2 separate regions of the Homo sapiens genome follow, and region 2 is linked to region 1. Evidence: chromatin contacts called from ENCODE Hi-C or POLR2A ChIA-PET data. All regions are on one chromosome and are shown on one strand. The core of a region is the stretch at or near the end of the contact, and the rest is flanking DNA. Distances in the headings are between cores, read along the strand shown. Region 1 holds the start of NSRP1 (nuclear speckle splicing regulatory protein 1). Region 2 has its middle 93 kb from the start of CRLF3.

Region 1 (2,700 bases), core at 170-2,669:
GTTCAATTTTTAAAAAATTTACATTTCCAACCATGCACGAGTAAAACATAGGTTTCCTTACCTCATCATCATCATCAGAATCATTCCCAAACACTGATGGTTTTTGCAAAACAGGGTGCAACTGCTGTGTTTTCTTTGGCAAAATAAGCCCATACCTGCATATATTTTTTTTGAAATAGAAATTAAACCTTTATGTTTAAATGTTAACAAATACATCTACTACCTCTTCCACATGAAGCTACCAAATCAAAACATGTCATAAGCTTTATGAACACGTAACAGACTGTTTTTGCTTCTCAGTGATCTCAAAATTCTAACATGCCGTAAGATTCTATAATTACTACTCTAAGTGATCATTTGTGGACACGGGCCAAACTCGAATACCATTTTTATCAAAGAAGAGAAGTAAATGAAAAGTTCAGAAATGTTTTAAGATGGCGAAGTGACAGTAACATTTAAAAAAAAAAAAAAAAAACATGTGTAGTGGAAAGTTTAGTTCATGTCCACTAAAGATTTTAAAATGCTTTCAACTATCCTTGTGGTCTAAACAGTCAAGAAAATGGCTAGATTTTTTTTCCTACTGTGTACTTACACAGTTTCTAAGAACTGACTGGATAGTGTAACTCACGAAAATTTTTAAAAGATAACTGAGAAACCCAAGTAGCCATGGGGCAAGTTCGCATTACACTTTATTAAGATCATGTGCTTTGCCTCGGAGCATCTGAGAGAACCATCCCATCAGATCCAACTCCTTTAGTTTCTCACGTTTTGGCCTTTAAGATGCGGAGATCACGGGAGGCCGCATCAAAAGTAAGGATTACACATCAAAGGTAAAACTTTCAAGTACGTACAGTATTTGTCTCTTTTGCGGCAACGTATACCCCAATTTCCTATATGCCTACCCTTTTTCTGTGGCTTCTCAGAACAATATTCCTAAAACGAGAAGGAAGGGCGGGAATCAGGACTTGAGCTTCTGCCAAGGAGAACAAGGCCCTCTAAGGAAGCCAGGAACTGTCTCTCTTCACACTGCCCCTGAGAGCATCCAAGCGGGGAGAAACTCAAGCGCGGGTTAGGAAGCAAGACTGAGGGGCCTCAGACCGAGCTTTTGGAAAATAGAAAAGTCTCGCTCTCTGCCCCTCAGCCTAACTTCCTTTATTTCCTCACAAGTTTCTCCCTCAAACTTCGGGCTTCCATCCGGGAAAATGTACGGGGGAGGGGAATCTATGTTCCTCAGGACTTCTCGTTTTTTCCCGTCTCTACCCTTGACGACACAGTCCCTTCACTTCCAGCGCATTTAAAACTCCTCGGCCAAAGATACAGTCGCCGTAGTTTCTCATCCCCCAGCCTGACCCTAACTCCCGGATCACTCACTGCCTGCCCGGAATCGCCATCTTGCTCCCGTGTCCGCTGAACGTGGCCGACGCCTCCGTGACGCTGACGCCGATGTCGTCACGTAAACTCTCGCGCGGCTTTGGGTGGCCCGGATCCTGCTTGTCGGTTGAATCGCTGGTTTGAGTCACTTCTATGGTACTGGGAATCGGATCCAGTGACCTCTGTTTTGTTTCGGAGCCCACCGGCTGCCTCAAAATCTGTAGGAGAAAGGAATGACAACGTTCTAGGCCAGTTGTTCGCAGTGTGTGGTTCTGGGACCAGCGGCATCAGCAACACCGGAGATACTGTTAAAATGACAAATTCTCGGGCCCTACCCCAAACCTGCAGAATCAGAAACTTTGGAGTGAAGCGAGTTATCTGAATTTTAACCAGCGGGTAATTCTGATAAAGTTTGAAAACCACTGCCATGGCTATCGATATTCCCCCTACCCCCTTCCAAGTGTTCACTTTAACTGGTTCAGGATAATTAGGCGAAAAATGAAAATCTGTGTATTAATAATACCTTACATAGGACCAAAATTATTATTAAAAAAAAAATTTTTTTTTTGAGACGGAGTTTCGCTCTTGTTGCCCAGGCTAGAGTGCAAAGGCGCGAACTCGGTTACCTCAACCTCCGCCTCCCGGGTTCAAGCGATTCTCCTGCCTCAGCCTCCCGAGTAGCTGGGATTACAGGCATGTGCCACCACGCCCGGCTAAGTTTGTATTTTTAGTAGAGACGGGGTTTCTCCATGTTGGTCAGGCTGGTCTCGAACTCCCGACCTCGGGTGATCCGCCCGACTCGGCCTCCCAAATTGCTGGGATTACAGGCATGAGCCACCGCGCCCGGCCCAAGGACCAAAATTATTAATAATACTGTTCACGGGCCATTGGGTATAGGAATCAGGATCATATATGATACTTTTTTTTTTTTTTTTTTTTTTTTGAGACGTAGTCTCGCTCTTGTCGCCCAGGCTGGAGTGCAGTGGCATAATCTTGGCTCACTGCAACCTCCGCCTCCCAGGTTCAGGCGATTCTCCTGCCTCAGCCTCCTGAGTAGCTGAGATTACAGGCGTCCGCCACCATGCCTGGCTAATTTTTGTATTTTTTTAGTAGAGGCGGGGTTTCACCATGTTGGCCAGGCTGGTCTCAAACTCCTGACCTCATGTGACCCACCCGCCTCAGCCTCCCAAAGTGCTGGGATTACAGGCGTGAGCCACCGTGCCTGGCCCATATATGATACCTTTTTGAAAACTCTGCCCACATCTGTGCACTCATTCACTCTTGGTTCATTCCCAGCTAGTCTCAGAGCAGCCAAAGAGATCAATTACT
Region 2 (2,783 bases), core at 139-2,638, 610 kb before region 1:
AATAAATTCTATTGTTTATTTCCAGACACCTTGCTCTCCTTTCCAAATAAGTCAGTTTCACCTACCAGACAGACCTTAGAAACAGAAATTGACCCAAGAAAATGTCCTGTAAGCCGAGTAGAAAAAGCAGAATTCTGGGGTCGTCTCCAGAGAAGATGCTTGACCACTCTCTGGCTCAGTTTACATATCCACAAAATGGGTGGATAGATTTGAAGGGTTTTAAGCATCCAAAGGTGCCATAGGAACCTGCAGCACCAAGTTAGCGCGAAGGCATTTCAGACTAAGGACACTTTCTTCGGTTCCACTGCACTCATCCCTTCACAGGCTTCATTTTGCCCCTCAAAAGCTACAACCGAAACCCCTGTATTTCTAGAGTCCGAAAGGCATGAAAGAAAACAAGAACCAGTCTCGGGATGTGACTGCGGCTCAGTTCAACTGCTACCTCCTCATCTAAAAGCCGCCTGCTCTGAACGTGGGGCCCCAGTCCCGAGCCTCTTGCGTCAATCTTGGGGGAGTCAAGAACCCGCCCGGACCCTCTTTTCCAGCTCTCCCAAGGCCCTGGACTCCGGATCCCCTGGAGACGTAATCTCCGAAAGGGGGACATCCCCTCAATTCCTCCCTCCACTACCACACAAGTGGACTCCCGAGGAGGAAGGGGGCCCAGCAGAGTGTCCCATCCCCGGTGTTGGCAGAGTGGGTCTTCCTGCCCTCAAAGCCTCGCACGCACTCACTCTCAAAGGCCTGGAGGAAAAGCTCGTGGTCAGCCTGGACGTGCTCCATTTTCGACTTCTTCACCGGTAACGCCGCGGAGGAGGAGGAGGCCGAGTAACTGCCACCGCCTCCACAGCCCCCGCCGCCGGATTTGCCGCTCGAAGCCGTCGCCGCCGAACCCCCGAAGCCGCCTCCCCCGGACCCCGCGCTGGGCCCCGAGCCGCCCCCTCCCCCACCGCCGTGCTTCTGAGGCGCCATCGCGGTTCCTGCCTCCTTCCCCGGCCAGCTACTCGCCGGGCGGCCCCGGAGAGTAAGCGCCTGCAATACCAACCGCTCGCCCCAGCAGGCTCCGGCTGACCGAGGGGAGAAGGAGGAGAGAGGGGAGGAAAGGGGAAGGGAAGGCAGGAGGAGAGGAGGGAAGGAGGGAGGAAGAAAAAGTGTCTCCTCAGAGCCCCGCTCCGCTTCGGAGGCCGCTCACCCTACCCAGGCCTCGCTCCGCCCACTTCCCCCGCCCGGCGCTCTGATTGGCCGGCGGGAGCGCGCACCGCCGGGCCGCCCAGCCCGTTGGCCCGCGGATTCCCCCGTCAGTCACGCGGAGGCGCTTCTCGCGGAGGCGCGGCTTGGTTGGCCGGTGCGCGCTGCCGATCGCGGGCCCGGCCGCCTCTTTGAACTGAATTCGCGGGAAAATTAGGGGTCGGAGCGGCCTTCCTGCTGGCCCCGGTGCATTGTGGGGAGAGAAGGACCCAGCGAGCGGTTTAGAGAGTCTAGATCCTTAGTTTTTTGCCCCCAAACACCGTAAGAGCGGTCAGAGAGGTAAACTGGTTGAGAAGTACTTACATACACTCTTCTCTTCTTGAGGATCTATACCTTTTCAGCTCAGAAAGCTGAGAAGGAATCCGGTGTTTTGCGAGCCTTGCTTTTTTTTTTTTTTTTTTTTTTTTTTGAGACGGAGCCTCCCTCTGTCGCCCAGGCTGGAGTGCCAGTGGCGCGATTTCGTCTCCCTACAACCTGCGCCTCCCGGGTTCAAGCGATTCTCCTGCCTCAGCCTCCAGAGTAGCTGGGATTACAGGCGCTCGCCACCACGCCTGGCTAATTTTTTTGTGTTTTTATTAGAGACAGGGTTTCACCATGTTGGCCAGGCTGGTCTCGATCTCCTGACCTCGTGATCCGCCTGCCTCGGCTTCCCAAAGTGCTGGGATTACAGGCGTGAGCCACTGTGCTGGCCAGAAACACACATTCTCTGAGGCGGGCCCTCCAGCATGGGAACCCCTGCTCTGTCACATCCAGCTGTCATCCCAGCCTGTCCCATCTCAGGCTGTCCTGGGCTCTCAGTACCATCATTGAGCCAGCACTTTCAAATCTCTTATGTCCAGCCTGGAATTTCTCATCAGAGCCCCCATTACCATTTCCCTGCTGAAAACCAAAACCCTTGTAATTGGCCCAGTTAGCTCCCTGACCCCATGTCTGCTCCAGCCACTCCTGCTATTCCTGGACCACAGCAGGCCTTGCCCCAGGGCCTTTGCACCTGTCGCTTCCTCCACCTGTAGCTTCTGCCAACCCACTGTCCACATGGCCGGCTCCTTCAGGCCATTGCTCAGATGGAACTATTCACCTGGTGTATAGAATGTCCTCTTCATGGGGCAGGGATCATTGAACTGTTTTGCTCATGGTGGCCGCATCCCCAAATTTTACTTTTTTTTTTTAGAGATAGGGTCTTGCTCTGTCACTCAGGCTGGAGTGCAGTGGTGAAATCATGGCTCACTGCAGCCTCCACCTCCCAGGCTCAAGCGATCCTCCCGCCTCGGCCTCCCTAGTAGCTGAGACCACAGGTATGCGCCATCACGTCCAGCTAATTTATTTTATTTTGCAAAGATGAGGTCTTGCTATGTTGCCCAGGCTGAACATGAACTTCTGGCCTCAAGAGATCCTCCTGCCTCAACATCCCAAAGTGCTGGGATTACTGCTTGAGGCCATCACCATTGTTGTCTTCATATCCTCAACTTTTAGAATAGGCCTGGCACGCGGCACTGAATTATTTGTTGAATGAATCTCAGATCCCAAAGCTGAGACTC

Evidence for each region. A loop is a pair of places that touch in the nucleus more often than their neighbours do. ChIA-PET counts read pairs that join two places held with the same protein, here RNA polymerase II (POLR2A). Pooled maps may share reads with other maps.
Region 2: a loop to region 1 is called in a pooled map, with 5 times the contacts of the local background. The contact joins the enhancer-like site here to the promoter of NSRP1 in region 1. A Hi-C loop is called at or near these places in 1 of 168 maps with a recorded cell type or tissue (MCF 10A), 2 of 37 single-sample maps with no recorded cell type and 7 of 50 pooled maps. POLR2A ChIA-PET finds 5 or more read pairs at or near these places in 1 of 52 experiments (activated naive CD4-positive, alpha-beta T cell).

The regions. Positions count from the first base shown.
Region 1 is chr17:30,115,535-30,118,234 of GRCh38, reverse strand. It overlaps NSRP1 (nuclear speckle splicing regulatory protein 1), which reads right to left and starts at 1,419. Exons shown (of 7, transcript NM_032141.4): 1 at 1,372-1,419; 2 at 62-155. The coding sequence starts at 1,391. It overlaps MIR423 (microRNA 423), which reads right to left and starts at 1,156; the gene lies at 1,063-1,156. MIR3184 (microRNA 3184) reads left to right here and starts at 1,075; the gene lies at 1,075-1,149. RefSeq lists silencers at 987-1,056, 993-1,594 and enhancers at 1,307-1,406, 1,437-1,536, 1,557-1,676, 709-1,908.
Region 2 is chr17:30,730,072-30,732,854 of GRCh38, reverse strand. It overlaps the pseudogene SUZ12P1. Among named protein-coding and RNA genes, the nearest start is that of CRLF3, 93 kb to the left of the region's middle. RefSeq lists a silencer at 869-938 and an enhancer at 636-1,256. Within about 2 kb of position 1,388, at least 28 of the 41 ENCODE cell types and tissues checked have a DNase peak (open chromatin) inside an H3K27ac peak, as active enhancers do.